Linked DNA regions of Homo sapiens: regions 2 and 3 are each linked to region 1. Evidence: chromatin loops called from intact Hi-C (ENCODE). Cell type or tissue: IMR-90. All regions are shown on one strand. Each heading gives the region's core, and the rest is flanking DNA. Links, peaks and the distances in the headings are about the cores only.

Region 1 (10,514 bases), core at 945-8,944:
ATATTTGTGGTGTCCCTAGATAGCCTTATTTCAAGACAAACCAAAAACTAAGTGTTGCTTTCCCATGGGGGCAAAAGCAGGAGAGGGGCCATCTGTCCACTCAAGTAAGTTTCCACTGTGGGCACCACCTGTCCTGGGAACCAGAGGGGAGCCCGGGGAAAGAGCAGGCTCAGGTCCAGCCCTCCAGGAGCTTCCAGGACCCGCAGTTGTGGCTCAGGCAGTCAAGTGGGTAGAGGTGCCCTTTGCTGAGACAGGGTTAACAGAGGAGTGAGCAAGTCTTGGGGGTGGGGGTAAATAATGAGTTCCATTTTAGCCAAGTTGAGCTTAGGTGATCACTGACTGGAATGGAGTAGGTGGGCACATAAGTAGATCTGGAGCTCCAGAGAGAAATTTGGGTGGAGATGAAAACTGAAGGCACAGGAATGAATCATCTGTGGAATGAAAAAAGAAGGCAGCCAGGGCCACAGTTTATCTTTGTTTGAATGAATGATTGAATATATATATATATGGAAATGTTATGAGTTAAAGCTACAAAAATAAGGGAGCTTGGCTTCAGATTGCAAAAGTCTAGGTGACAATGTGGCAGGGTTCCAGGCTCCTCTCCCACTCTGGGTATTTTCTGAACAATCTCTAGCTTGTTCATGTCCTGCCAAATATACTTCTCAGGAGTGAATGCAATTGTCTGCTTGCACTATAAACATCCCGGGGTGGAAGACAACCCTCTCCTCCCTCATTTTAGATGCTATACTCCTATTAATGCAGCTCAAACTCATATTAAGCTTTCTAACTGTGGCATCACACTAATGATGTACTTCGTCTACTATCTGCCTGCCTTTGTTTTCCGTGGCTGCTGTAACAGAGTACCACAAACTGGGCGGCTTGAAATTATGGGAGGATGGAGTCCAAAATCAAGTTTCTAGCAGGGCCAGGCTCCCTGTGAACCCTGTAGGGGAGGATCCTTCCTTGCCTCGCCTCTTCCCGGCTTTGGGTGGCAGCCAGCAGCCCAGGGCCTTCACTGGCTTGCAGCTGCAATGTTCCAATCTCTGCCTCTGTCGTCACTTGGTGCTCTCCCTCTGTCCCAATTTCCCCCTCCTTATAAGGATCCCAGTCATATAGGATGAGGGCTCACACTAATGACCATGTTAACTTGATAGCATCTGCAAAGATCTGATTTCTAAACAAGATCTCATTCCCAGGTATGCAGGGTTAGAACCTGACCATATTTTTTTGGAGGACACAATTCAACACATATCCCTGCCAAATAAAAACTCCAAGTCTTTCATCCCCTTTGCTGCTGCAGCCTTCCCAAGCCTCATCTAGTTTCTCAACCACAAGCTTCAGTTTCTCTTGAGTGCAGATATAGTAGGAGGACTCAGCCACACACAAGACAGACACTGCTGAAAATGACTGTGAGTCCCCCAGCATCTCTTCTCAGCAGGTTTTACAGCCTCAGAGTGAGGAATCTGAGAAAACATCACCCATCCACTCTCACTTGTTGGGTTTCTAGCTTTCCACCCTGTCTCTGCCTCGGACTCTGTCTCCACCCCTGCCTGTCTTGCTGTTTCCTTCTGTAGGCTTTCCTATCTGCCTCTCCTCTCTGTCATCTTTCTCTCCTTCACACATGTGCTCATACATACACATGCTTGCTCACACACAGGCGTGCAAACACACACATGCACACCCGCACTCCCCTAGTCCATCCTGCCTGAGCGATCACAAATCCAAACGAGACAGCATGAGGAAGTCCAACAAAGGGAGCCCTGATGAGCAGACGGACGGCCATTGAGTTTGCATTTCTTATTCATAGAAGGCGCTGGAAATGTGACGGAGAAGAGCTGCTGCCAGATGTCTCATGCCATGGCTTCATTGATCGCTCTTTCTCAGCATCAAATGAGTAACAGCACGACCAGGAGAAAAATGCTCCTAAAAACTGGAACAGACTGTCAACTGGTTCCAATAAAGGATCCGATTCATTATTTTTCAAAACCCAGACTCGGGCCTGAACATAAAGTAGATTTCTTTTTTTTTTTTTTTTTTTTTTTTGAGACGGAGTCTTGCTCTGTCACCCAGGCTGCAGTGCAGCGGCTTGATCTCGGCTCAATGCAAGCTCCACCTCCCGGGTTCACGCCATTCTCCTCCTCAGCCTCCCGAGTAGCTGGGACTACAGGCACCTGCCACCACGCCTGGCTAATTTTTTGTATTTTTAGTAGAGACGGGGTTTCACCATGTTAGCCAGGATGGTCTCAATCTCCTGACCTCATGATCCACCAGCCTCGGCCTCCCAAAGTGCTGGGATTACAGGCGTGAGCCACCGCGCCTGGCTGATTTCTTTTTTTTTTTTTTAATTTATTATTATTATTATTCTTTTCTATAGTGCTGAAGTAGGTTTCTTAAGTCAAAATATCATCCTATCTTCTAGCTCTTGTCCTCTGTCTTGAAGAAATGAGGACGTGAGGAAGGCGAATTGTTTGGTTGATGAGATGTTTGCAGCCATTTGGGCTGTTAAACAAACAAAGCCCACGTGAAACATCCCCCAAATTATTCAGAGCACAAGTTCTTGCTACGAAAAATAGTAATATTTGCTACAAATAAATACATTTACAATGTAGTATTTTAGTAAGGCTAAACACACACACACACACACACACACCGAAAAACCATAAACAACACTGAAAGGCAAATATTTCTGATTCTTCCTTTCTGCCCTAAATCCAGTTCAGCTGCAAGTCCCATGAGCTCTTCCCTCAAGGAGTGTCTAGGGCTCATTGACTTCTCCCCTCTCCAGTGGCTGCCACCCATAGCTAAGCCATCATCACATCTTATCTGGACCGACACACAGTCTTCCTCACTGTCTGTCTGTGGTGCCCCCTCTGCCTCCCTCACTGTCCTTTTGCCAGAGAACCGCCTGCACGCCCTTTGAATAAGGTAAATGAGACCATCTCTTATGCCCATAAAATCCTTCATTTCCAACCTCATCTAAGATAAGAACTGAATTCACCGCAGCCTTGCTACCTCTCTAACCCCATAGCCTCCTGCTGTCCCTCTTCTTGTTTTTCTTTTTTCTTTTCTTTTTTTTTTTTTGAGACAGAGTCTCACTCTGTCACCCAGACTGGAGTGCAGTGGCGCGATCTCAGCTCACTGCACCCTCAACCTCCCAGGTCCAAGCAATTCTCATGCCTCAGCCACCTGAGCAGCTGGGGCTGCAGACACAGCTGGGCCACCGTGCCCAGCTAATTATGTCTCTCTTGTTCTCTATGCCGTGGTATCAACAGCCTTCATTTGGACACTGGTGCAGCAGGCTTACTCGCCTGTGGGGTATTTGCCCTTTCTCTGACTTCTGTCTGAAGGTTCTTCCTGGGTTGAAATGTTGCTGACTCCTTGTCCTCATGTGGATCCCACCTACTCAGAGCAGCCCTTCCCAACAGCCTCAACTAAAGGAACAAACTCCCCCATCACCTTACCTTGCTTCAAAGCACTCACATGCAGGGTGCAGTGACTCACACCTGTCATCCCAGCACTTTGGGAGGCTGAGGCGGGAGGATCACTTGAGCCCAAGAGTTTGAGAACAGCCAGGCCAACATAGTGAGACCCACTCTCAGCAAAAAAAAAAAAAAAAAAAAAAAACACCCACTACTTTTTTAATGAGCCAGGCATGGTGGTGCATGCCTGTAGTCCCAGCTACTCAGGAGGCTGAGATGGGAGGACCTCTTGAGCCCAGGAGGTCTAGGCTACAGTGAGACACTGCACCCCAGCCTGGGCGACAGAGTGAGACTCTGACTCAAAACAAACAACAACAACAACAAAGCACTCACCAAAATCTAAAACTATTTACTTGCTTTTACATTTCTCTTCCCTCTTCACTTAAACTCCACAAAAGCAGAAACCCCATCTATCCTTTTGTAAATCACTGAATCTCCAGAATCTAGAACAGCACCTGATAACACACCCTAAGTGCTGATTGATTGTTGAATGAATTCATGAAGGTGTTGAATAAGGTGTTGATGAATAAGTTAAATTTTTTTAACTTTAATGACAGACCTAGGGTTAATAACTCTAATATGTAAGAGCCTTTATTATTCAGCAAGAAAAATATGAATAAGCCCAAGAAAGGCTGGGCCAGAAGTTCCCAGCCAAGATCCAGGAAAATATATTCTCAGCCCAGACAATAATACTGAGACACCATCTTTTCCTGTCTCTTCTGTTGAAAATAAAAAGGATGTTAAAGGCAAAAGGGAAGGAGGTATTTGACCCTGTAGAAGGGACCGAAAATAGACAAGCCAGGCGTGGTGGGTCATGCCTGTAATCCCAGCACTTTGGGAGGCTGAGGCGGGTAGATCACCTGAGGTCAGGAGTTCAAGACCAGCCTGGCCAACATGGTGAAACCCCGTCTCTACTAAAAATACAAAAATTAACCAGGTGTGGTGTTGGGTGCCTGTAATCCCAGCTCCTAGGGAGGCTGAGGCAGGAGAATCGCTTGAACCTGGGACGGGTGGAGGTTGCAGTGAGCCAAGATGGTATCATTGCACTCCAGCCTGGGCAACAAGAGCAAAACTCCATCTCAAAAAAAAAAAAAGAAAGAGAGAAAGACAGAGAGAGGAAAGAGAAAGAAAGAAAGAGAGAGAGAGAAGGAAAGAAGGAAGGAAGGGAGGAAGGAAGGAAGGAAGGAAGGAAAGAAGGAAGAAAGGAAGGAGAGAAAGAAGAAAGAGAAAGAAAGAAAGAAAAGAAAGAAAGAAAGGAAGGAAAGAAAGAGAAAATAGATAAAAAGAAGAGGTCAAGGAAGGAAGAGGACGAGGGGCCATGTGGTACACGTGTCACTTTAAGTTACCAGGTCAAGCAATCAAGGAGGGTGCTGTCTCATTTCAGGATAACTGCAGCCAGCCCCAGTGAGGCAAGGCCAAGAAATAAAGCATTGTTCACTTTCTATCACTGCCTGGTCTCCGTTCCCCTCCTCTCTTCTCTGTTTTCTTGTTCCTGGAATAGACGAATAGAATTAAAGTGGAACCGGAGAGAGAAAAGTGGTCAGTAGGAATATTGAGGGGAGAGGTATATATTAATAGAATAATATAACATAACAAAATATCTGTTTGGTAAGTGATAGGCTTGTGGCTGTAATTTTTTAATTTTTCTACAATAAACATATTACTTGCATAATTTTGAACTTTAAAAAAATAATAATTCATCATGGGGTGGGGCATATGTATTTACAGAATCCCATCGGTGGTACCAGACCCCATAGCTCCCCGATCCACACAGCTGCAACTGGGTAGTTATAACATTTGTATCTCCCCAAATCAGCGTAGAGTTGATGGAAATTCAAATGGTGATAGAAGACCAGGGCAGGAGAAAGAATAGAAAGACAAGGCACGGACATTTAATCAATGACCCTGAGGAAATTTGAGCTGATCAAGCTGCAGGCGCCCCTGCTCCCGACAGGAGCCAGTGACACCCGCTGCCCACAAGGGGGCGGTATCTAACCAACTGCAAACCCAGCTTGAGCGGCCGCGGCACCTGAATGCAGCTATTTGGAATACACTCGAAAACTGAGTTTCTTTAGCCATTGATTAGTTTATGTGTCTGTCTTGCTATCGTTTTGACCCCAGAGTGCACCAAAATACTGAAAGCTCAGAACTGGACGCCAATTTTCAGGAGTAGCTTCTCATAAAAGATCAACAACATTTAGTGCCAATCCTTTGATGACCTTCCTCCCTGCTCATCTCACACAAAACCCAAAGCCTTGTTAGCCCTTGAAGTCACAAATTACATTAAAAGGAAAAAAGGGAAGAAAAATTCAAAGTCTGGTTTCAGAGCCAAAAATGGAAGGTGCTGGCCGGGCATGGTGCCTCATGCCTGTAATCCCAGCACTTTGGGAGGCCAAGGCAGGCAGATCACTTCAGGCAGGAGTTCAAGACCAGCCTGGGCAGCATAGCAAGACCCAGTCTCTACAAAAAATACAGAAAGTAGCTGGGCATGGTGGCGCACTCCTGTGGTCCCAGCTGCTCAGGGAGGCCTCAGCCTCCTGAGGCTTGCTTGAGTCCAAGAGGTCAAGGTTGCAGTGAGCTGTGATCAAACCACACACTCCAGCCTGGGTGACAGAATGAGACCCTGTCTCAAAAAAAAAAAAAAAGAAAAAGAAAAAAGAAAAAAGAAAAATCCAAAAATGGAAGGTGGAGGGATGTCTCTAAATAAGAAAAACATCTGGGCAGGCACGGTGGCTCACACCTGTAATCCCAGCACCTTGGGAGGCCGAGGCAGGTGGGTCACCTGAGGTCAGGAGTTTGAGACCAGCCTCAACATGGAGAAACCCCGTCTCTACTAAAAATACAAAATTAGCCGACTGTGGTGGTACATGCCTGTAATCCCAGCTACTCGGGAGGCTGAGGCAGGAGAATTGCTTGAACCTGGGAGGTGGAGGTTGCAGTGAGCCAAGATTGCACCATTGCACTCCAGCCTGGGCAACAAGAGCAAAACTCCATCTCAAAAAAAAAAAGAAAGAAAGAAAGAAAGAAAAACATCTGAATAGAGGTTACCATCCGGTCCTGGTGTCATCTTAGCCCTCCCATCCCACTCCCAAAGCCAGAGGGGCCCCCAAGACAAAGAGGCCTATATAAAAATGCAGAGCTGGCCGGGCACGGTGACTCACGCCTGTAATCCCAGCATTTTGGGAGGCTGAGGCGGGCGAATCATGAGGTCAGGAGATCGAGACCCTCCTGGTTAACACAGTGAAACTCCTTTTCTACTAAAAATACAAAAAAATTAGCCAGGTGTGGCAGTGTGTGCCTGTAGTCCCAGCTACTTGGGAGGCTGAGGCAGGAGAATGGTGTGAACCTGGGAGGCGGAGCTTGCAGTGAGCCGAGATCGCACCACTGCACTCCAGCCTGGGCGATACAGCGAGACTCCCTCTCAAAAAAAATAAAAAATAAAAATAAAATAAATGAAAACACCAGAGCTATGCTATTTGAGCCTGGGATTCAGGACCACTTCAAATCCTCAGATCTCAACAGATCACAGAAATCAAACTCTATTTACTTCCGCATCCCTGGTCCCAAAGACTTAGCTTGACAAGGAAAGAGAGCAAACAATAGACCCGGAAACCAAAGACCAAATCTAAATAATGTAATTACTCTCCAGTTGCACCTCACTGGTTTATTTCCTTTGGATGAACACCCCACCACACCCACAAACACAGTGTGCTAACCTTTATCTAGAATCAGGGGTTCTCAAACTTCAGTGCGCATCAGAACCCTCTGAAGGGTTGATAAACCACAACCGGCCGGGCCCCTCCCCTGGAGTTTTTCATTCAGCAGGAATAGGGTGGGCCTGATAATTTGCATTTCCAACAAGTTCCCACTGACGCTGATGCTGCTGGTTGAGGGACCACACTTTGAGAACCACTGTTTATTAATAACACAGTACAGAGGGATTGGCCCATATATTGACTTAAGCATGAGAATGCTCAGAAAAAAAATCCATCAAATAAGAAACTAATGTTTATTAACACTACCATATGCTGGATGCTTTACATTCGTTATCTCCTCTTATTTCATCTTCACTAATTTCTGAAATTCAGTATCATTATTCCCATTTTCAAATGAGAAAACGAAGGCTACAGGAGGTTGGTTGACTGAGGTCATTCAGCTAGTAAAGTGTTAGAAACGGATTTGATCCAGCTTCAAAGTCCATGCTGAATATTCATTCTATCTCCCATATGAAAAGCAGATGAATTGAAATGAACAAAGAAGAATAAAAATAAGCAGTTTTTTTGTTGTTATTGTTGTTGTTGTTTGAGATGGAGTCTGGCTCTGTCTCCCAGGCTGGAGTGCAGTGGCGCGATCTCAGCTCACTGCAACCTCTGACTCCCGGGTTCAAGCGATTCTCCTACCTCAGCCTCCCAAGTAGCTGGGATTACAGGCACCCACCGCCACTCCTGGCTAATTTTTGTATTTTTGGTAGAGGTGGGGTTTCACCGTGTTGGTCAGGCTGGTCTCGAACTCTTAACCTCCGGTGATGTGCCCACCTCGGCCTCCCAAAGTGCTGGGATGACAGGTGTGAGCCACCACGCCCAGCCAAAAATAAGTAGCTTTTAAATGAAAGTGGAAAAGCAAGCAGTGTAGGGAAGCTTTATAGCCACAATTGGTATCAGAGGTGGCTATGAGGTCGCCCTCGTGCCCCATGAAACGTGTAGCTCTTGGAAGAGGCCGGACTCAGAAAGCCCAGCCAGTGTTTAAGCTGAAGTAGCAACGAGAGGTCCTGCCTCAAAGAGAACACTATACATTATTTAGAATAGCAAGTGATTTCTATTTTTGCACTCTGAGGAGAAGAGGTATTTGCCAAAAAGAGTGTTAGGGATGTTTGTTAAAAGGTTTTTTTTTAACAGATCAGAAATCCCCAAGTTGGAGGCTTTTTAAAATGATGAATCAAAAAAGTGGAAAAAACAAATGTGACGAATGCTTAAATGGCCAAGAAACTGATTAACACCCCTCACAGCTTTCAGGTTTCTAACTCAAAAAGCAAGTGTTTGCTTCCTTAAGCATTCCCTTTCTGTTTTATTAGTCAAACAGGAAGCATTTTGATTCTGAGGGTTTTTGTGTGTGTGTGTGTTTGGTTTTGTGTGTGTGTTTGTTTATGTGTGGGTAGGGGAAGTTTCTATTCAAAGTAATGCATTGTCAGGAAATACACCTTTTGCATAAAATAATCTCAATATCCAACAAAGACTCAAATAGTTGGTATGTCTTGGCGAACAATTAAACAGATTTACATCATTAGCAATAGCGTGGAAATAAATCTAATTTCACCGTATTAGGTTACACACAATTTAATTCAACCAACAGAGCCTCCTCTGTGCAAACAAGGTGTTACCTACAAGAAACTTGTAATTTAATCAGAGTAGTAAGATGGACATACTAATAATTATGGTAACCATGATCCAGCGGGAAGGAAGCCTGTCATGAAGAATCACTGCTTTCTTCACAGTCCCTCTCACGGGTCTCTTTCTGCTCCTGTCCTGGTGTATTGTCCGCCAGCTGCCGTCTAAATGGTTCTAACCCTTCTGATGGCTTTGTTGCCCCTGACTCTGACTCGCCCAACATGCTGCTACCAGACTTATCTTCCTAAATCAGAGGGAAATTTGATGCCCCAGCTCAAAGTCTTCCTGGGGGTTTTAGTTACCTGCAGAGCTAAAGTCATACTGGTTATCAATGTCCTCCACAATTCAACTGCAAACCACCTCACCAACATTATCCCCTTTCACCCGTCTAGGAAAGGCCTCAACTCCAGGCAAATTGATATCCTCGCTATGCCTGAGACACTACAGACCCTCCTACTTAGAACCCAATGACACTGACTGTACCACTCGTTTATTGCCATGGTGCCGCAATGAACACGTGCTGCCTCGAGACAGTATTTACTTCGGTGTGTCTATCTCATGGCTCACCACGATTCCTTAAGAGGAGGAATTGTGCATTATTTGCCTTCAGTACTCAGCGCAGGCTGGATGCACAATGACCTTTAATAAATCCAACTGGCTGAGACTGTGGCTTTAATGAAAGATAACAAGTCATATCAAGTCTTGTTTTCATATCTTGCTTACAATGATCCACATTTAAGTCCATCCAAAATAAATCTGAATGTACAGAGTCATCTCAGAATCTCTTGGAGTGACACAAAGTATATTGAAGAGTTAAGATGCCGATACGCTTCAGGTGGATATATCTGTTATTCTTTGATAGGAACATTTCCCTGGTCTTTTCAAAGTATGTTAAGTGTCACAGAAAAATATCACAAGGGGGTATAGGCATCTGTTCAGTTTCATTTATTCCTAGGTTAAGAAGACGTGGCCTTCTACAAAGGGGACCAAGCTGGGAATCACAGGAGCTTCTTGGCAGTACAATCATCTGAGACAGCTGAACCAACTGGGTGTGAAAAGTCTTCTGATGACCCTGCTAGATTCTTCAGGCTAATAAGCAGTTTTTCAACAGAGACTTCAACTCAGACGCACCTTTTGATGATACGGTATATTTCTTCTATTTTTTGCCTGGTGTTCTTTCATGCTGTTTGGGCCAGTTGGTTACTTTTTTTCTGACTTGAACAAAGATAAAGTAAGATAGTTATTTTCCTCTGATCTATAAACATAGTTTTGAGATATTGTTTAGGATTGATGATAATAAATTAAAATAGTAGAATGCATACGATTTGTGAAATGCTTTTCTCTTTCCTCTTTCTCACCACCACCCACCTCACCTTCCTTCACCAAAATGGCTTATTATCCATTCAATTCCGTGCAGGAAAATGATGACAATTATTAAGTGTAACTCCGAGAATAAGAACAGAGCACCACCGGCGTGTCCCTCCACAAACACCCCTCCCCAGCCACCCTGAAGAACAGCTGCATATAGAAAATGCATTATTTACTTAAGAGCTGATGAGCCAGACAAAACTTCAGCGGTTAATCAGTGCTTTTGCCCATAATTGATTTCCAACTTGGCAAAATTGCAGAATCACTATCACGTGGGGTTTCT
Region 2 (10,514 bases), core at 1,508-9,507, 53 kb after region 1:
CCACTGCACTCCAGCCTAGGCAACAAAGCAAAACTCTGTCTCAAAAAAAAAAAAAAAAAGATACGGTCCATGGTTCCCAGGTATGAGATGAGAGAAGAGCACAGGTCTCCATCTCCCCCTCAGTTCACAGCACTTTTCTCCCAGGATGTCTTTTTGGCATCTCCTACGCTAGGTGTAAGGTCCTGCTGTGATCTCCATAGCACTCTGCTCTTCTCTGAGCAGAGCATATCTCACTCCATGTTGTAATTGCTTATTGGTTGTTCATTTCCCTTAACTCACCAGAAGCTTCTGCAGGACAAGGACAACTTTTCCTTTGTTCACCATTGATTTTCCAGTGTTTGGCATATAGTAGGTGTTTAACAAAGATTTGCTGTATTATTGATTGAAAGAAAGAATAGAAAGATGGATGGAGGGATGGATGGATGGATGATGATTTATCAGCTCTTCAGTTACTATGTCTCCACGTAATTGGGTAACTTATCCTTCCATTCCTGACAAGTTAACTTACCCAACTTCCCTAGTTTGTCAGCAGTACTATTCAAAAGACAGTGAGGTGTAAAAGCTTTGAATCTCCTGACTTTATATCCTGCTTCAATCATTTACTAACCATGGGATGATATGCAATTTATTTAATCTTGCTAAACCTTAACCTTAGTTTCTTCATTGTGGTATGATATTGTGATACCTGTTAATCATGCTTATAATCTCTGGAATATACCAGGAGGTAGATAAATGGTCGGTATCAATCTTGGCATATGTAACAATGTATTCAGTCATTTATACTCAGATTCGGTGCCTCTTTTCTCTTCCACTCTTTTCACCCACATTGATTGTTATGTACTTAACCCTGTCAAATCTTTCTTCCCAATGTCTTCTACACTGTTTCACTACCCTCATCTTATCTGCCTATTTAATACAATAGGTCCTAAACAGTCCCTGTCCTTCAGGTTTCTTCTCCAGTGCGTCATACACTCCCGTTGATAGCTCTAGAATTCCTGTAAAGGAGAGGTTTAGGGTGGTACTCTTTGGCTCCCCAGAAATTGGGAAGGACAAGGGAAGTGTCTTGAATCTGCATATGTATATCACTCTACAAAATATTGAGACAAAGGTAGCTTGACAGATATGAAAGGGTCGCAAAAGTTCTCCACCCTGGCCAACTGTTGTAGTCACCTCTGGGCAGAAGCTGCCAATTTCCACTTCCTAAAATAAGGCTCTCATCAAGGTGATTTTTCTTAAATTTGTTTCAAAGAGCCTGGAAGAACACTGCAGAACGAGTTCTAGAATCCTTTTCCTCACATTTGGAACTTGTCACAGTTTTGCCCCCCAGGGCATTTTGCTTCAACAACAATTTTTATTTCAAGCATTTCATTTCATTCAAGGCCCCTCAATATGCCAAAGCTATTCCTAACTCCATGTCTTTGTCCAGGAATGCCCCCACTCATGGCTCTCCCCAGCTCATCTCTTCTAATGACATTCTGTTCATCCCCCAAGGGCTGGTTCCATCATTGCTCTCCTCCGCAATTACCCCAGCCTAAGGTGCTCTTTCCTTTCTTGGAATTCCCACTGTTTTTTATTGTCAGGATAATTTACTGTGGCATTTAACTATCTAACTTTCTTGTATTGTTGTTGAAACATTTCCCATGTTGGTGTTTTTTCTCCCTCTGAACTGAGAGGTCCGTCCATTCAGGGTAAGGACTATCTCGTAATCTTGGGATCCTCCGAGGCACCCAGCCCAGAGTGGGGCCCAGCACTGGTAGGGATGGGATGTGAGTTACAAACCATCGCAGAAGCACTCTCTCTCTGCTCTTCCTGCCCAGAGACCCATGCCAATAGAAAAGAGGTTTCAGATTTAGAGACAGACACCTTCAGGGACCCAAAGATCCTCTTCCAAAAAATATGTGCCATATTGGCTACAAGACTTGGGGCTGGGAAAATTGAGTGCTTGTGACCCAATCTCAGTCTAATCATTTCCTGTGCTGGTGACTAATGACCTAGAGCCAAAGGCGCCTGTTACCTTCGGCTTGAGCAACTGGGTTTAAACACATATCTGCCTACACCCACACACATCTGTCTTCATGCGCACACCAGCCCTCAAGCAATAAACAGCACTGGCATTACTAAGTTCTTGAGAAAGGCCACCAGCAGCGGTGGGGTGGAGGTGAGGCTTTAAAACTTGTGCAAAAACCCCACCTCTAGAGAGAAATAAAAAGGGGGAATCTGGGTGAAGAATTTTTGTACTATTTTCAACTTTTTTGTAAGCCCAAAATGTCAATTTTTTTTTTAATTATAAAGCAGAAACAACAAAAGAGTTACCTTCTGTATGTAGTTTTTCTGCCACCTTCTCCAGCCTTTAAGAATTACTGTTTTTGGCTGGGGATGGTGGCTCATGCCCGTAATCCCAGCATTTTGGGAGTTCGAGTCAGGTGAACTGCTTGAGCCCAGGAGTTTGAGACCAGCCTGGGCAATACAGCGAAACCCAATCTCTACCAAAAATACAAATATTAGCCGGGCATGATGGTGTGAGCCTGTAGTCTCAGCTACTTGGAAGGATGAGGTGGGAGGATCACTTGCACCCAGGAGGCAGAGGTTGCAGTGAACCTGGGTGACAGAGTGAGGCTCTGTCTCAAAAAAAAAAAAAGAAAAGAAAAAAGACGGTTTTTTCAACATATTCATTTACAAATTATAGTTGTGAATGTATCTATTTCCCCTATTAGACAATTAGTATGAAATGGAAAATAAAGTTACTTCGGAGTCAAAGAGACCTTTTAAACACTTCTCAATATAAAAAATAATATTTTTAAATATTAGAATATTAATATTGGAATAGAAGCATTTTAATTCTATTGTGATCTGGGGCAAGATATTTAGGCCTCTCTAAGTTATAGTTTCCTTGTCTTCCTATTCATGCTAAGGGATGGTGATTTTTTTTTCAGTGACTATCCCTTAGCAGTATAATAAGAATGATATAAAAAGGTCAATAATATGACCCAATAAAAACCACGTAATAATATAATATGATTCTGGGTCCATACTTGGTGTTCATGACATACTCCTCCCAGGTTTTTTTAAATGTCAACTTCCAAGTTCTACTCACTTTGTGTCCTCACACCTAAAAAAGCACCTGGCATAGTGTGGATGCTAACACATCGGTATCGAAGGGGTGAGGGAGTGAGTGGAGAAATGCTGCAATTCTAAAGCAATGCTCCAGCTGATCCGCGAGCCCTAGGAACAGCCCCAGCTTTTGCAAGTCCTCTGAGTGACCTTGTGAAACTTCCATAACCTCTCCAGGCCTTTGCTTTCCTAGTCTGCGAAATGGGACGGGTTTTCATTACACATTTGCATTTCATTGCAAATGTGTGACTCGGCAGCCCACCGGCCCCGGCGGGGTTCATCTTTCTTCTCAAGAGCGCTGGCCCCGGCTTCCAACCTGGGCTCTGGCGAGGCCGAAGGTGAGCGATTGCGTCATCATGCCTCTGGGCAGCTGAGGGAGAAGCCCTCCAGGGACATTCAGAGACTGGGACCAGAGTTTCTGAGAGGCCCTGGGCACAAGGTCAGGGCAGGAGGTCCAGGCAGCTGAGGTCTGAGCGCCACCCTCACTGCCCTTTCTTAGTCTCGCTGCCTCCCGCTGCCGCTGAGCAGCAGGGTAGTGAAGGGCAGACTCCCAGGGGCCGACCCTGGGGCGGGGCTGCTCGGCTCCGCGGAACCCACCGTCCGCCCCCGTCCGGCCGCCAGCCTCCTGCCCTCCGCGAGCCTCCTGGGCCGGGTTCCCGGAGCCCGGGCGCGCAGGCCCTGGCACCAGGGGGATTCTGCTCCCTCTGCCTTATGTTCTTTCTGAAAGGGGGTGGTGCACATTTTGGCCAGGGCCACGTGCAGAGCACTTTGCTGCAAAGCATCTCGATAGACCTCTTTCCACGGGGCTGTGGGTCCCCTTCCCCTGGGTGCTGGCTGGCTTAGCTCTGCTCGGGACCTGAGGGAGCGCTGCTGCAAATACCGACAGTAGAAAGCGAGCGAACGCGAAAGGCCCCAGGAAAGCCAGGCCAAGGGGGGTAGCCGGGTGCCAAAGCAGGCAGTCGGTGGGGAGAGCCCTGGTCGGCCGGCCGCTGGCTGCCTTCGCACCCACTTCCGCGCCCCGCCGTCGGCCTGGTCAGTCTGGTGGCTTTACACTAACAGAACCAGACGGGGAGGGAGAGGAGAGGCGAGAAGAGCGCAGAGGACAGAGGGGAGAGGGCATGAGGAGACGAGGAGGGAGAGGCAAGAATGCGAACAAGGAGACCTAGAGAGGAAGAGATGGAAGAGAGAAACGCCAGATTTGTGAGAGACGTGGAAGCAGAGAGAAACGAGAGTAAAAAAGAAGCGAGAGAGAAGTGGAGAGAAGGACCAAGTGAGAGCAGAGCTCTAGGAACGGACAAGGCCTCGTCCATGGGCTCTCAGCCGAGGTGTCACCAATGCCTCCTGCAAAGAATCAATCCTACGCCCGGCGCCTCTCAACCCACCCGCCTCTGCACGGCCCCAGGTCTCCCCCGGCCCTCCCTGCCCGGCCAGCTCACGCTTCTCCCCGACCGGCCCCCACCGCAAACCCCAAACGCCGCGCGGGAGGGAGGGAGGGAAGGAGGGAACAGCGAGAGAGAGAGGGAGGGGCTGCGGTAGGAGGCAACCATGTGGTTCCAGCTGAATTTTTTTTTTCCCTCTCTCTTTCTTCACTCCTTTTTCTTTCCAAACAGGGAAAAGTGTTCCACGAAGCGGTAGCGCCTTTTCGCCTCGCGTTTTCCTCCCTGACCCTGGTCCCGGCTCCCGTCCGGGCGCCAGCTGGTGGGGCGAGCGCCGGGAGCCCATCTGCCCCCAGGGGCACGGGGCGCGGGGCCGGCTCCCGCCCGGCACATGGCTGCAGCCACCTCGCGCGCACCCCGAGGCGCCGCGCCCAGCTCGCCCGAGGTCCGTCGGAGGCGCCCGGCCGCCCCGGAGCCAAGCAGCAGCTGAGCGGGGAAGCGCCCGCGTCCGGGGATCGGGATGTCCCTCCTCCTTCTCCTCTTGCTAGGTGAGTGCCTCTGGGAGGGCGGGAGTTTGGATGGCCGTGGGCAAACGCAGCCCTGCGTCCGGGAAAGACGCCGGTTCTGACCGGGTGTCCCTGCAGCCCCTGGAGTCAGCCGGCTTTTCAGTCCCTGCCTCCTGGCCACGGAGGAGCACATCTGGCAACCGAGGGCCGCCCAGTCGGCCATCGAGATTGTCTCGCACATCTGGGCCCTTGAACAGGCTTGGGGAACCGTTTGATGTGCAGGGTCCTCTTTAGGGCGGTGTTTAGTTTCTGGTGTATCTGGGAAAAGTGGAGAATTGGTGGAGGGAAGGTTTATCCAGGAATTTTTGTGCCAGGTTCCTGAGGGTGGGGGTTTTTTGTTGTTGTTTCAAACAGGCGCCTCCGAGGCTCAGATTAGAAACAGATGTGTTAAAGGGTGAGCAGAGTGGGGGATAGGCAGGGTTGGAGAGGAAAGGGGAGAGGGAAAAAGGGCAGGGCCCAAGGAGCACCAGGAAGATGCAAATGCCCCAAGTCACACAGGGAAGGAAGGAAAAGGGGAAAGGGGAAGGGTTGGGAAGGAGAGAGAAAAAGAGGAGAACAGGAATGTAAAACAGAAGAGCAAGGCTGGGGGAGTCCGAGCACAGAGAGTGAAGAAGACTTGGAAAAAACGCAGCAGAGGAACCAGAACAGAGGGAAATAGAGCAAGCACCACTTTTTCCTGAAACAGGCTCCAGAGCAAAGGGAAGAGTCCTCCTGAGCGTCCCTTCCTGGGGTCCCCCAGGCAGGACTCTTGGGGCCTCAGAGGCCCTGAGGCAGAGGCAGGTTTGCAGGAGAGGACATCAGGGATGTGGGTGGTAGGAGCCCACCGGAGTGACTGGAAATGTCTGAGGAGCCAGGGCAGGAAAGGCAGTCAGGGAGAGCCAAGGGCACGTCACTATGCACCCTGAAGCATGGGATCCACTGCAGACAGGCCCCACAGTTAGCTGGAGATCAGAAAATCAAAGAGCCAGCCAGTGGTCAAGAGTGAGCACTACCCTGAACACCAGGCCACGGGAGAGCTGGTCCTGGTTTTGAACTGACTAGCTGGGTGGCCTCAGACAACTTACTCCTTATCCAGGGCTTCCACGTCTTTAGCTCTGGAAAGAGAATACTAGATGGTTCCTAAGTCCCTTCTAGCCTACAACACCAGAGGTTTGAAGGAGGCTGGTGTCTAGAAGAACCACCAAATCCTGAAATACGTGGTTAGAGTTCTCTGTCTTTTTTGAAACTTTACAAACCAATTATACTGTATGCATACCCATCTTGGCCAGCCTCAGGCTGATAATCACTTAAGTTAGAGAAATGAAAGAGGTGGGCTAAGCCAAACTATTGCTCAAGTAAGGCAGGTGGGGAGGGGTTATTTTCTAAACTCTTTTAGACTTAACCAAATACTGCAATACTGTTCCTGTGCACATCTGGCGCAGCTGGATGGCACCTTGATTCCCTTTACTGGACTCTACCACTAGGTTACCAATCACCAGATATTTAGTAGAATGAAACTTCAGGGCTCTCTTATTAAAAACAGCTAATAGTCCTTGTTATATGAACACTTTATATGTACTATCTTGGTAATTCGTTTGTTCTTCACAACAAGCCTATTGGCTGCCCAGCCATCCTTGTTGGCTACCCTCATTTTACAGATGAAGAAACCAAGCTGTAAAAAGGCCAGGTAACTTGCTCAAGGCCACACACTCATAATTAGGGGAGACGGAATTTGAGCGCAGGCTGCCTGCTTCCAGAGAAAGCTTGCTAAAGCGCATTGCTTTACAGCCTCCTGTGGCTGCAGAGATTCTCAAAGCGCTTACCCTCTGCCACACCTGGCTGGCTCTTCGATCTCACCATCCTCTTCATGGAATGTAAGATGTCAGCGTGACCTATAGGAGAGAGGTCTGGGAAAGGGAAAAAAAATTTGCACTTTTTGAGCACCTGTCCTTATTTAAGAAATGGTTTGGAGCCATGGAATGCTCGGACACTGTTCAGCAAAGGCAGAAAGAAAACACAGCAAGTTGTCTGAATCCTGAAATCATCATACTGGTCCTTTAAAGGGGCAGTTCCAGGGCTGCTTCTGATCCTGGCTGGCATGGTTTTTGGCTTCTCTTTTTCTAAAGATTGCACAGTATCAAACAGGGGCTGGGAGGGTGGAGAGTGTTCATCGTCTGAACTGTGGGACAGTTGACTCCATGTTTCCTGGACCTGCCAATGAGTGAGGTCAAATAACCCACCTCTCTGATGTGAATGAATAAGAAGTGCTCTGAGCCCCATGGAGAAGAGAGAAGGAGCTCCAGCTCAGCCCCTCTTCTGACCCACTATCCTGCCTCACTCCCGTAACGTTCCGGCCCTCATTGTGCCACCTTAACTTCTCTCCTGGATGACTATAGTAGCTGCCACGTTCCTGTCCTGCCTGTCCTCTCTCCTCCATCCTGCACACTGCTACCCGAGTAACCCTGTGAGGCCGCTGGTAGAATGCACGAAGCTGGAACTTAAGAGTCTGGCAACCTCTCTGGTTCTTATTCTGACTCCCTTGTCTGTACAATGGGCATAGGGGTAGGGGAATGTTCAATTCAAAATTTCTATAATTCTATGGTTTTTCTCCCTTCTTCCAAAAACCTTTAGTAGTCTCATTGCTTTTAGTGTTGAGTATAAACACTTCATTCTGACATCAAAGACTTTACATAATGTCATTCACAGCTCTTCCTCTACTCACCCCCAGATACTCGGTAGGGAACCTGAATTACTTCATGCGCCCAAAACATGTCCCATGCTTCTTTCTAATTCTATGCTTTTGTTTATGATAATCCCCCCACCAAAACTGCCTCCTTATTTCCTGCCACTGCAGATCAAAATCATGTTCATTCCCCAAGTCTCACCTCAAATGCCACTTCCTCCATACACCTGTCCATGGTTTCACCAGCTGAATATACTTTTTTTCTTTTGAGTAGTCTATTTGACCTTTGAATCCCAATAGCCTTCCTCTTATGCTACTTTGTATTATGGTGTTCCAAATGCTTATCTAACACCCCATTAGAATGGAAGCTCCATGAAGGCAGGGACAGTGTCTCATTCACCTGTGAACCATGTTCAGTACCTTGCATAAACACTTGTGAACTATTTGTTAAGAGATAATTGGATTTTTGAAGTATTTGAAATCTTTAAGGTCAAGAGAGGTGAAAAATTTGGAAGATCACTAACCTTTGACTGCGGGATAACCCAATAGTGAGGAGCCCAGTTTTAATTCAGCTTGCTTTGAGCTTCCTTGTCTATTAATGCAAATAGGACCAGTCCTATTTTTAAAAAATTCACAAAGAACATTACAGGGATAGGGACCAGATAATATATTTGTCATACAAATTTATTTTGTATATCGTGTGTGCTAGTACCAGATTAAAAATAGACTTACCTGTTGAAACTTCTGCCAGCACGGGGAAGGAGCCTGGTTTCGCAGAAAGTGAGTTTGAAGAAGGCATGAATGCATAGTCCATTGGTCTGTAAGATAACGACAGGTCTCAGTAGGATTCCATGTCCTACCCTTATCTTCCCACTTTAATGGTGATGGTCATAATAACGATATATTCCCTGTAGGCTTATATCTAGTCATATCCTATTTTTGTCTTGTGCTTATCTGGGCAGGGTACACATGAGTATTATTTCATGAATGCATCTAGTGATGATGGATATTTTTTAAAGGTAGAGTCAAAGATTGCCAGAACTGGAGGAAAACTAAGAGACTGTTTAAATCAATCGTTCTTAAAATTTTGAGTCCCAGACCCTTTGTAGAATCTGATGAAAATCACAAAACCAACTTCTTAGAAAAAGACATGTATACATCAAATTTGCCAATAATATTTAAGACCTCATTGAGACCTCCTGATACTTTTCCTTGGAACCCAAGTTAATCTTTCATCTAAATCTATGCCTTCTTTTAAGATGAAGAAGAAACCAAAGTTCAGAGAGGTTTGGCTAAGGTTATACAGCTAGCTCAGTAGAAGGGCCAAGACTGGAACCCGAATTCCATGATCCTATTACACATTTTTGAAATAGAAAAATGTCTCTCCTTCCTTTTCAGCTCATGTACTTAAGCTTCAAGATCACAGCTGCTCTTGTGATGCTTCAGTTAAGTGAGCTAAATGCTGAATAATTGGCATTGGTTTTTATTATATGAGAAATTGCCTGAAAAATCAGGCAGGCGTCATAACATTTCAATTTTGCCAACGTAACTGGAAGTCCTAGGAACTCTGCAGTGTCATGTATGTCTGGTGTATTCAGGAGAAAGGAATTAATACTCAAAGTCCCAAAGATGTGGGTGTATGTGTACAAGGAACAGGACTGGAAATCAATAGCTTTAGCTCCTTAATCATTTCTTCTGGGTGAGCCTAGGAAAATCATACCACTCTGAGCCTTAGTTTTCTCCTTTGTAAAATGAAAATATGAGATTAAGGTTATCTCTAAGTTTCCTTATACCAGTAACATTCTCTGAATTTTTTTTAATTCTGAGAATTTTCTGGCTGGTCCAGATGTGGTTGTCATCAGGAACAGATGGGTGTTACCCTGCTTATTGATTTTTTCAGGCACTGTTCACTCATGGCAATTGGTAGCACATGATGATAAACCAAGAAGGGTCAACGAACTAATTGGAAGAAAACAGTAGTAATCTCCATCCTGGAACTGCCCTGCGGCACTGTTAGCCATGGAGCACCATTCAGGTTCAGGGTGATGGCCCGATCCCCCCACCCAGGAAGTTCAGTAACTGAAATACTCACCAAAAGGACCTCATCTTAAGCAGGGTTACCTACAGAACAGCCTCAAGCATGGACACCTAGGATAGACTTCAGTGCAGAGGGGCTACGGTATAAAACTATTTGTAAGCAGGAGCTTTGTTTTTTTTTTTTTTTTTTTTTTGAGACAGAGTCTTGTTCTGTCACCTAGGCTAGAGTGCAGTGGCACAGTCTCCACTCACTGCAACCCCTGCCTTCCGAGTTCAAGCGATTCTCCTGCCTCAGCCTCCTGAGTAGCTGGGATTACAGGCACCCACCATCACGCCCAGCTAATTTTTTGTATTTTTAATAGAGATGGGGTTTCACCATGTTTGCCAGGCTGGTCTCAAACTCCTGACCCCAAGTGATCATCGGCCTCCCAATGGGCTGGGATTACAGGCATTAGCCACCGTGCCTGGCCATTTTCTTCTACTTTTAAAATTAAGGCAAAATGTGCATATAAAGCATACCTAGTAAATGTACAGCTTAATGGATTCCTTGCCTAGATTTGAACTTGTGGTTGGATTTTGAAATATGAGATGTATATATTACCAGCCCACTTGTAGTACTCTGACAGGGGATTATATGGGCAGGAATATTATGACAGTATAATTAATTTCTAACATTTGTACAAGGTTTAGTAGTTTACGAAGTATATTAACATACCTTATCTCACCTCAAATCACTCTTTGAGAGTAAGTATTATTATTACT
Region 3 (10,514 bases), core at 1,356-9,355, 82 kb after region 1:
ATAAATGTATTCGAACGTCTCCCCACATAAGATCATATGATCCTAAGGATGAAGTCTTGAGACTCATTCGTCTTGGTTTGCCCAGTGCCTGGCACAGAGTCCTCGCCCCGTGATGAACAGATAAAGAAACTGGTTATTAAGCTGTGACCAAGGAGGCAGCAGGGAGTATTAATGCCAGCAAACAGTCTTTATAGGATGACAACGAGCTGATCTTCATGCCTCACAGCAGCAAGAAAAAGCAGGCTTCGGCTGGGCGTGGTGGCTCACGCCTGTAATCCCAGCACATTGGGAGGCCGAGCGGGGTGGATCACTTGAGCTCAGTAGTTCGAGACCAGCTTGGCCAACATGGTGAAACCCCATCTGTACTAAAAATACCAAAAATTAGCCAGATGTGGTGGCCTGCGCGTATAGTACCAGCTACTCCGGAGGCAGAGGCAGGAGAATCACTTGATCCTGGGAGGTGGAGGTTGCAGTGAGCCAAGATCGTGCCACCTCACTCCAGCTTGGGCAACAGAGTGAGACTCCATTTCAAAAAAAAAAAAAAAGCAGGTTTCATGTGCAACACAACACTTAAGTTAGCCAAAAGGAGGAACTTCCACAGATCGTTATTGAGGACTAAACTCTGACCTGTTTTCTTCTCTTTCCCAAATTACTACCTAAGAGGCCTGGGGAGTTTGCCCTACAAACCATGAAGTCTCATCAGAGGGATTTGATTTAACCCTGTATAATGTGGCCTGCTTTCCAACCTGACTCGGGCACATCACATAACAAATAAGGAAGGAAATGAAAATATTTTAACCCCAAATATATTTCCTTGCCAGATCTTGAAATTGCCCTACAAAGTCATCTCTTGGGGTTAAAAGTCTACATTCTATAGAGAATTTCCTTTTCCTCTTCCAGACCCTTTTCCTGATCAAAGAGAGAATCCACTAAAAGTCTGGCACCTTTTTAAGTCTGATAAGAAATTTACAATCAATTGTCTCTGAAGCCGTACCTGGAGACTTTATCTGCATAATAAGAACCTTGGTCTTTACAACCCCTTAACTCAGACACTTCTATTGATTGCAGGTCTTTAGATAAACTCTTTCAACCAACTGCCAATCAGAAAAATTTTAAATCTACCTATAACTTGGAGGCACCGCCCACAAACCCCCCAACACCGGCTTCCTCTGCTTCGAGTTGTCCCACCTTTCTGGACCAAACCAATGTACATCTTAAATGTATCCTAAAATGATAAAACCAAGCTGTGCCCCTACAACCTTGAGCATATGTTGTCAGGGTCTCCTGAGAGCTGTGTTATGGGCCATGGTCACTCTTATTTGGTTCAGAATATGTTTCTTCAAATGTTTTACAAAGTTTGACTCTCTTTATTGACACTATGATTGCAATGGATGAAAAATGGGGTAAGAGGGAAGTCTTAGGAGTGGAGTAAAAACCTCCCTATCTAAGAGGGGTTGGACACTGTCCTTCTTGGAGACTGGAAGATGGACAAGATGACCTCAGTCAGACCTAGGCTCAGTGTCTTGTCCAAGGAAGCAGGGTGGAAGCTTTCTCCTGGAGCCCACGGTGATTCTGCCGTAGGCCTGGGCAGGTTTCCATGTCAGCTGCGCTAAAAAAACCCAGATCTGCAATTTGAACCTGAAGCCTTGCAGACAAAGAAGACTGTGTGAAGAGTAGGCCCAGTTACTTGCAAACCCAGCAGGGCTCTTGGCTCCTCAATGCTCATTAGCATCTTAAGTTCACATAAATATATATGAGGCTTGTGGATTCCTCTGGGAATCCCAGAGGCCCTCAGAGCCAAAGCAAAATCTCTTCCTCTTTGCACCTCCTCCTGGACATTTGGAGCCCAGCTGCTTTGGGGAGCCCAGCTGCCTCCAGGGATTCCCCAGCAGGGACCTGACACCTCATTTTCAGAGTGCAAAAATAGACACTTGGTCTTTTGAGGGACCAGAGCTTTGTTCTGTCCCTCCCTCTCTTATGGTGGTCTTTCATATTCATGGGTCCCTGAAGAGCAGGGTTTCCCCACTACCCTCTCATATGCCCCAATCCTGAGTGAATGCTTGGATGCCGCACGTTCTGTGCAAAGCCGGGAGTAGATGCTGCATAACCCAGGGAGGGCAGGTGCAAGAGCGTTGAGGGGAATGAGACCCAGAACATTTTATTCTTAAAGGACTCCTAATCTAATGCAATATGCAAAATAGAGAAGGAACAGCAGAAAGTATACACTTAAGATGCAGCATCCACCTCACATAATCAGCAGCATTTGAACCTTGTAAATTCCACAGAGATGAGGCAGGACAAGAAAGAGTTGCTGCTGGATCCGATTGCAGAGGACTTCTTGGAGGAGGTGGCTTTTGACAAGAAAAGGATGGGTTTTGGAGGGTTCTGACTATTGGTCAGGGTTAGCCGACCCTGTCCTACCCGGCTCCCAGGGGACACTGCAAGGCAATTGAGTGGCAAGGAGAAAAGCAGCCCCAAGGCTTCCTCATTCCCCGTGAATATCCCTGCCTCATTCCCAACTAACTTGCCCAACTATCTCAGTTATTTCCAAATCTGGAAGGAAGAGAGGGCTTTCAGAGAAAAGCCACAAAAAGAAGACAGTGGAATCCAGATGTAGATAGGAAGAACCAGGGGGGGCAGCTGCCCTAGATGCTGTCTGGTCAAAGCTGGAGTGCCGTGGCCCCAGCTCTGGGGTGTAACGCTGCAGCCCTAGCCCTGCCCTGGCCAGATACATGGCCTTCCCTCTGCAGCCTGCTTTGTGGAAAAAGCATAGGTACCACTTAGTGGACCTGGGGTGGGGGTGGGGGGACAGGCAGTGAATAAACGTGGAAAAGGAAATGATGGTGGCAGATGTTTAACCCCAATCATGCTTTTCAGCTCAGATTCTTAGGACAGGATTTCCCCGGTCCCAATTCCTTTGTTGACCATGGCAGGCTGGCATCCCTCCGTCAGTTTAAGAACAAGCTTTCAGCTTCTGGAAATATCGTTCATGCTAAGTAGCCTGTCTGTCTGTCTGTCTGTCTGTCTGTCTTTCCTTCCTGGGCTTGATAAGAGAGACTGCACTCTCTCCATTTGCTTCTCAGGAACTCAACAATCCTCCCTCATCCACACAAGCTTCCTTCTGGACAGGGAAGGAGGCATGTTCCCAACTAGGGAAGAGCTTCCCCTTTCCTTGAGATCTTCAACTTGAAGTCACAGCAGGTGAGATTGGAAGAGTCCTTTGAGGTCATTAACTTCAACTCCTACTACAAGCCCAGAGTGAGGAGGTGACGTATTCAGAGCTGGGGCTATAATCCAGGGTCATTGCTTTGCCAGTAGGGTAAGAGGTAGCATGGAACGGAGGCTGCAGCACAATATCTGCAGCCAAACTGGCCAAGCTTCACTAAAAAGACATCTGTCTTTCGGCGGGGCGTGGTGGCTCATGCCTGTAATCCCAGCACTTTGGGAGGCCAAGGCAGGCGGATCACGAGGTCAGGAGATCGAGACCATCCTGGTTAACACAGTGAAACCCCGTCTCTACTAAAAATACAAAAAATTAGCCAGGCGTGGTGGTGGGCGCCTGTAGTCCCAGCTACTCAGGAGGCTGAGGCAGGAGAATGGTGTGAACCCAGGAGGTGGAGCTTGCAGTGAGCCAAGATCGTGCCACTGCGTTCCAGCCAGGGTGACAGAGTGAAACTCCGTCTCAAAAGAAAGAAAGAAAGAAATAAAAGACATCTGTCTTTCTAACTGGATGGTGTCAAGGTTTCAAAACCTTGAACAAGTTGAACTTCTCTGTATGTGTGTTTCCTCAGCTTCCCAAAACAAAGGACGATAATAATGATACCTCTTCATAGAGTGATCTATAAGATTATTGATAGTAATCGCTATCACTCATCAAATACCTACTATGTGCCAAGCACTGCGCTAAACACTGTATGTGCCCATTACCCCAAGGTACCTAGTGCCATGCCTGGCATGTTAACTGTAATGATTGATTACTACACTCAGAACACAATGATCCACATTAGCCAAGGATATCTCTCCTTTGGTGGCAGATTTTTTTTTTTAGTTTTATTTTGTTTCTAATTGACACGTAATAATTGTACATATTTATGGAGTGCAATGAGATGTTTCGATGCATGTATATGATACGTAACGATCAAATCCGGGTGATAAGCATTTTCATCACCCCAAACATGTATCATTTCCTTGTGGTGAGAACATTCAAAATCCTCTCTTCTAACTATTTTGAAATATACAATACACTGTTGTCAACCATAGTCACCCTGCCGTGCAACAGAACCTGAACTATTTCCTCCTATTGGCAGCAGACTTCTGAGATGGTGGAGCTCTTATGGCCCCCAGTTTCTGAAAGTCAGGAAGACCTAAAAGCAAGAGAGCAGCTCACATTCAGGCTGCACCATGTCTTGCTGACCTGTTCTCCCACACTGGGGAAGGGTCACGGGCCTTCTAGTCCAAACACGGCCTGCTCTCATCTTGTTTAAACAAGGCCCAAGAGGCAGGCAGGCTGTCTGTGGTTAGGGAGGAAGATACAAGGCTGTTTGGGATTCCACGCAGCAGACTCTGGGCTATTGAAGCCGTCAGGCTGATACACAAGCTCTGTCAGGCTTGCAGCTCTTGGCATTCTGACTGCTTCCCCCATGACCATTTATAGTCAATCTCTCTGAAGAGGGTGTAGCCCTGGGGCTTGGCGAAAGAGATAAGGCTGGAGAAGAGGCACCTGGATGTAGGGATGCCCACAGTAACTACTAGAAACCTCGCTACATCCAACACTACCAGTGCCCCAGAACTTGGGCTCGACTGCTCCCCCTTCAGGCCTGCGAGGTATGAAGCCTCACGATGCGGAAAGGAGGTTGGAAGGTGGAATGAATGGAAGGATTGTGGCTGCAAATCATGAATTTTTGGTGGCATTTTGATGTAGGATGAGTCCATATGGCTTTGTAGTAGAGAATTCAGATCTTATGCCTGTTGAATTTTAAAATTTTCTCTTGAAATTTAAGACCTTTTTAAGCATACTGGAAGTAGCAAAACCTTAATAGAACTTGGGAAAATGAAAGATGGCTTGACAGTGTTGACAGTCCAATCTGGTTGCTGACTGTGGGAAGGCCGGCCTCTCTACATCACCTTGCTTCCCGTGGTATCTTCCTGGGGAGAGGGCACTAGGTCTCACTTGTCCTGCTTGTCCTGGGTAGACCCTGTGCTCTCTTAGTCCCTAGGCTGATGAAAGATTAAGGGAGGGTTTGGGAAAGGTCCCTACAGTCTTTGGGCTGGGTACAAAGAACACTGCTTTTGAAGCTGGCTCGGTGAATTTCTAGCAAGTCAGGAAACTGAAAATAATGATGCTAAAAAGAGGAAAGCTTTTAGTGGCGAGCTGCTAAGGCCTGGGGAATCAGTACTTTAAGATGGTCACCATGGACACCATGGACCTTTGTGCACCTGCCAGGATGCAGAAAAATAATAATGTCCTTGTTAACTATGAGAGGGACATCTGGGCATGGAGGGAAGGGATGGTCAGGAACAGGGCTAGAGTATTAATATTATGCGGTAGGTACCAGATACTGGATCATGGACTTCATATACACTATTTTGTTGTTTTAATGTCATAACTGTTAGTTTCATCCTTATGAATGAAGCTAAAGTTGTAATAGGTCAAGTAAATTGCTCAAGGTTTTAGACTTACCATATGGTGGAGCTGGGATTCAAACTTCTCCCTACTTTCAGGCTGTTTTTAGCAGCCTGTTTATACCAAGGTTAGCTACGTGTTTGGAACACTCCCTCCTGGGGGATGCCTTGTCATCAGAGGGCAGCTGACAGATCAGAAGATGCTATGGTGGATATGAGGATCCTTCCATCAGGCTGGTAAAAACTGGAAAAGTTGTCTCTGGTCTGAAGAGGTGTCTATTTTTATCAGACGCGTAGCCTGTCCCATGCACAATGTAGAATGATACTGTCAAAATCGCGTTTTTACAGTCCTTTTTCTAGAACTTTGTAGAGAGCATGACCCTTCTGTTACGACATCCTTTCTTTCTTGGACATATTAGAATATACTTGATTATGTTATAACATTCTTTGGTTAGTTTCAATTCCAATGATTCTAAGGTCACTTTTCCTAACTTTAGGAGTGTATTATCATGTTTTAAAAACATGTTAGTGCAAACTACAAACTCATTTATTCATCTAAATGTTTTGAGCACTTACTTTATTGAGGCTGACACTAGGTTCAGACTGGGAACAGGAAGATGGATAAGCTCATCTCTTCCCATGTGAGACAGATGCATAAACAAGTACAATGTTGTGTGCTAAATTGTCACGGTGTTTAAAGTGCTATACAGATAGCTACTCTCACTTGATTAGTTTTTCATTCATTTAAAAAAAAAAAAATCAAGCCAGGCATGGTGGCTCACATCTTTAACTCCAGCACTTTGGGAGGCCGAGATGGGTCAATCAACTGAGGTCAGGAATTAGAGACCAGCCTGACCAACATGACGAAACCCTGTCTCTACTAAAAATACAAAAACTAGCTAGGCGTGGTGGCACGTGCCTGTAATCCCAGCTACTGGGGAGGCTAGGGTGGGAGAATTGCTTGAACCCGGGAGGCAGAAGTTGCAGTGAGCTGAGAGTGGGCCACTGCACTCCAGCCTTGGTGACAGAGCAAGACTTCCTCTCAGGAAATAAAATAAAAATAAAAATAACAATAACTAAATCAATGAGTTCCTACTAATTGTGAGGCCCTATTTTAGGTACCAGGAAATCCAAGGGGAGTCTATTAAGGCAGACAGACAAAGAAATAGATAAATTATATGATACGAATGGGGGTAAATATAACAGATAAGGACAATTTTTGGTAGGTATTTACTATTGATTTTCGTAGAAGCAAATTATTTAGTACTTCCCCTGGAACAGAGCAAACACTGATAAATAAATGGTAGGCCATGTTGTTGTTAATATCACTATCATCACTACTGGAAAATAAATAGTTGGCCAATTAATTTGGATTTTTTTAATAAAACAAAATGTGGGCACTATTGTCATTGTTGCATTTTACAGAGGGAACCTGTAGACGATGTGATTGAGCGGCTCCACTGTACAATGATTTGCAGTAAAGATTCGAAATTTAAGCAGAGACACTCTAGCTCCCAACATCTCCCTCTAGCTGTGGGCCTCAGAACCCATAAGCTGGTCATTAGTCTGGCCCTCTCAGCCTCCACGCAAATTAATTCTGACTCTACCTCTAACCCCTAGGATCCAGTCCTTGAAAGATCTGACATTACCTTAGGACCTTCTCCCTCTCCTGTTCCCTACACTTAGTAAGTTGCCAGGCCCTAGGGGCCAGTGGTTCTCCCCTTTTACTGAAGGCTCCTGGCAAAATGCAGATTCTGATTTAGTAGGGATCTGGGTGGGGCTCTAGGTTCTACTTTTCTAACAAGTTCCCAGGTACTGCTGCTGGTCCCCAGGCCACGCTTTGAGTAGCAAGCCATAGATTACAGCTCCATAGTGTCTCTTTCAACTCTCTTCCTTTCTCTTGCTCCTGCTATCTCCAGCTCAGGCCATGCTTACTTCTCCTCTGGAGTCTAGACCAGGTTTCAGCCTCCTGAATGGTCTCCCTACCTGTAGCCTGTCTTTCTGCTCCATGCTACATGTGTCTGCTAAATTAATCTTTCTAAAGTATGACTTCCCCATGTTAATTCCTAGCTGAAACACCTTCAGTCACTCCTCACTGACTAGCAAACAGGACACAAATTTCTCCAACTGAAGTGAAGACCCTCTAAGATCTAGCCGTGGCATTTTCAATGGGAACTCTCAGGATTCCCATTGATTTATCCTGTTCTTTGTCTCCCTTGCCTCTTTGCTTAGGGAATTTGTGGACACCCTTCTTTCTCCTGACTCTTCTTCCTGCTTCCAGCTGTAGCCCTAATCTCCCCTTCCTTCAGCCCCCAAACCCTCTCCCTTCTTCAAGGTACAGGTACCCACTTTCCTAGCTGGGAATGATCTCTCCTGCCTTGAATCTGCCATGGCTCTTTGCCTAAATATGGTTATTTATGCTGATTTTTTATTTTTTGGTTTTCTTCTCTCTTTTTTTTTTGAGACAGGGTCTCACTCTATCACCCAGGCTGGAGTGCGGTGGTGCCGTCTTGACTCACAGGCAGCTTTTGAGCCTCCCGGGCTCAAGTGATCCTCCTGCCTCAGCCCCCCAAGCAGCTGGGACTACAGGCACTTGCCACCATGCCTGGCTGCTTTTTTTTGTATTTTTTTTTTTAGAGACAATGTTTCGTCATGTTGCCCAGGCTGTTCTCAAACTCCTGAGCTCAAGCGATCCGCCCACCTTGACCTCCCAAAGTGCTTGGATTACAGGTGTGAGCCATCACACCTGGCCATTTATGCAACTTTTATCTTCCCTTGTGGACTATAAGCTCCTTCATCTCTCTCAGCAAACCCCATAGCACCTCTGACGGTGTCTTGCTCCCAGCAAGCCCTCAATTAATTCATCCCAGGTGCCTGAAAGATTTATTTCCCAGTTCCTCTTAATGGATCTCTGTTCTATTTGCATTATACATGCATTATACATTATACACGTTCCTGTTTTGGATGTGTTTTAACATTATAAACCACCTCAAATCATTTTGGAAACTGGTGTGTTATAAATCATAAATAATCAGCTGAAGAGTAGACTCTCAGGAAATGTTTGTTAAATGAATAAATGGATGCTTTCTTCAAAGCTGAGTCGCTGTCTGTTCTTCCCACTTTCTCCTGCCTCGGGTCCTTCTGCTCATCTATTCCTCTGAGAGATCTTCCTGTAGCTCTTTAGAATCCTGTTCAACTCTAAAATGAGCTCTGTGTCCTCCAGGAACTTCCCCTTAGACTGAGCTGTTCTGTGGCACTCAGTGGCATTTGGTTTAACATTGTCCACTAAACTGTGAGCTTCTTCAGGTTGGGGCCATGTTCTCTGCATCTCTGCATCTTTCCTGTTGCCAGCACAGGGGTTCTCAATCCTAGCTCCACATCAAGGTTCTCTGTGCAGGTATTCAGGAGCTCAAAGCCTCATATTGTACATGAGGCCTACTGAATCAAGTGGTTCTCCAATTTGAGAGCCAGTGCATCGTTAGCACCTGCAGGGCTTGTGAAGACACAGATTGCTGGAATCCACCCCAAGGGAGTTTAGGTCCAAGAGTCTGCATGTGTAATACGTGACCAGATGATGGTGATGCTCGTCCAAAAACTACTCTTGGGGGACTGCTGTTCTGAGGGGTGACGCCCAGCCATTCTGTATTTATTTTTGTATATTTGTTTGTTTATTTATTTATTTATTTATTTTGAGACAGAATCTTGTTCCGTTGCCAGGCTGGAATGCTGTGGTGCAATCTTGGCTCACTGCAACCTTTCTTTCCCGGGCTCAAGAAATCCTCCCATCTCAGCTACCCAAGTAGCTGGTACTGCAGGCACATTGCCACCATGCTTGGCTAATTCTTTGTATTTTTTTCTTTTTTTAGAGATGGGGTTTCACCATGTTGCCTAGGCTGGTATCGAACTCCTGGGCTCAAGCAGTCCACTCACCTTGGCCTCCTAAAGTGCTGGGATTACAGGCATGAGCCACCATACCCGAACCCATTCTGCATTTAAAGAAAAAAAAAATCAGTGCTTCTCACATGCAGGCTGAGCATGACTGGTTTAGTGCATGGTAAGGGCTTGATACATATTTAACAGGTTAAATTATTTGCTCCATCTGTCTCAGTTCTACAGTCTCAAATAGATTATAAGTAACTTGTGATTAGAAACCAAGTCTTAAAGCACTGCTCTTACAAATCTCACTGGGCAGAACCCAGGGCTAGGCCCAGGGCTGGGCACGTAGTAGGCACCTGGTACATACCTAGTACATACCTTTGGACAAGTAATTGCCTTTCCTGTCCCTTTCCAGTGCTGCTGTCAAAGGAAGGCCAAGGAAATCTAATGCTGCCTGTTTCAATCAATAAATAGGAAGGCAAGTTTCTTGTCACCTTTTTTTTTTTTTTTTTGAGGCAGGGTCTCACTCTGTCACCCAGGCTGGAGTGCAGTGGTGTGATCTTGGCTCACTGCAACCTCCACCTCCTGGGTTCAAGCAATTCTCCTGCCTCAGCCTCCTGAGTAGCTGGGATTACAGGCATGCACCACCACGCCTGGCTAATTTTTGTATTTTTAGTAGAGATGGGGTTTTGCCAGGTTAGCCAGGCTGGTCTTGAACTCCTGACCTCAGGTGATCCGCCCACCTCAGCCTCCCAAAGTTCTGGGATTACAGGCTTGAGTCACTGCACCCCTCCCCCTTGTCAACTTCTTTGAAGAATTCATGCCTGAGATGTTTATAGAGGAAGAGGCTTCAAAAGGAAGAGAATGGAAATAGGACTAAGCTATTATACATCTTAGAAAACAAGTCAATCAGAGACTTGTCTCTAACTTGAGCCAATCCAAATAATTCTGCATAATTCAGCTCCTTTCCCAAGTTTCTCGTTGCATATCTGCTGCACTCTGATTTCCCCTTGAAA

The links. A loop is a pair of places that touch in the nucleus more often than their neighbours do. Peaks named below come from ENCODE experiments on the same cell type or tissue, not always from the same donor. Only the 100,000 strongest peaks of a DNase experiment are listed, where the experiment ranks them.
Region 2: it touches region 1 in a loop (3-fold over the local background); 10 of 110 quality-filtered maps call a loop at or near these places.
Region 3: a loop joins it to region 1, with 5 times the contacts of the local background. A loop is called at or near these places in 26 of 110 quality-filtered maps.

What each region holds. Positions count from the first base shown.
Region 1 is chr11:123,242,340-123,252,853 of GRCh38, reverse strand. No RefSeq gene overlaps it. Among named protein-coding and RNA genes, the nearest start is that of CLMP, 52 kb to the right of the region's middle. In IMR-90, for the core only: a CTCF peak has its summit at 5,462 (motif pointing right); DNase peaks (open chromatin) are centred at 1,043 and 5,473; H3K27ac peaks cover 507 bases.
Region 2 is chr11:123,189,434-123,199,947 of GRCh38, reverse strand. It overlaps CLMP (CXADR like cell adhesion molecule), which reads left to right and starts at 4,700. Exons shown (of 7, transcript NM_024769.5): 1 at 4,700-5,035. The coding sequence starts at 5,008. In IMR-90, for the core only: no CTCF peak of the experiment used is centred there; DNase peaks (open chromatin) are centred at 2,037 and 4,577; H3K4me3 peaks cover 3,420 bases; H3K27ac peaks cover 5,695 bases.
Region 3 is chr11:123,160,474-123,170,987 of GRCh38, reverse strand. All of the region lies in intron 1 of CLMP (CXADR like cell adhesion molecule), which reads left to right. Among named protein-coding and RNA genes, the nearest start is that of CLMP, 30 kb to the left of the region's middle. RefSeq lists enhancers at 1,292-2,124, 2,159-2,855, 3,554-4,251. In IMR-90, for the core only: a CTCF peak has its summit at 4,805 (motif pointing left); a DNase peak (open chromatin) is centred at 4,547; H3K27ac peaks cover 5,930 bases.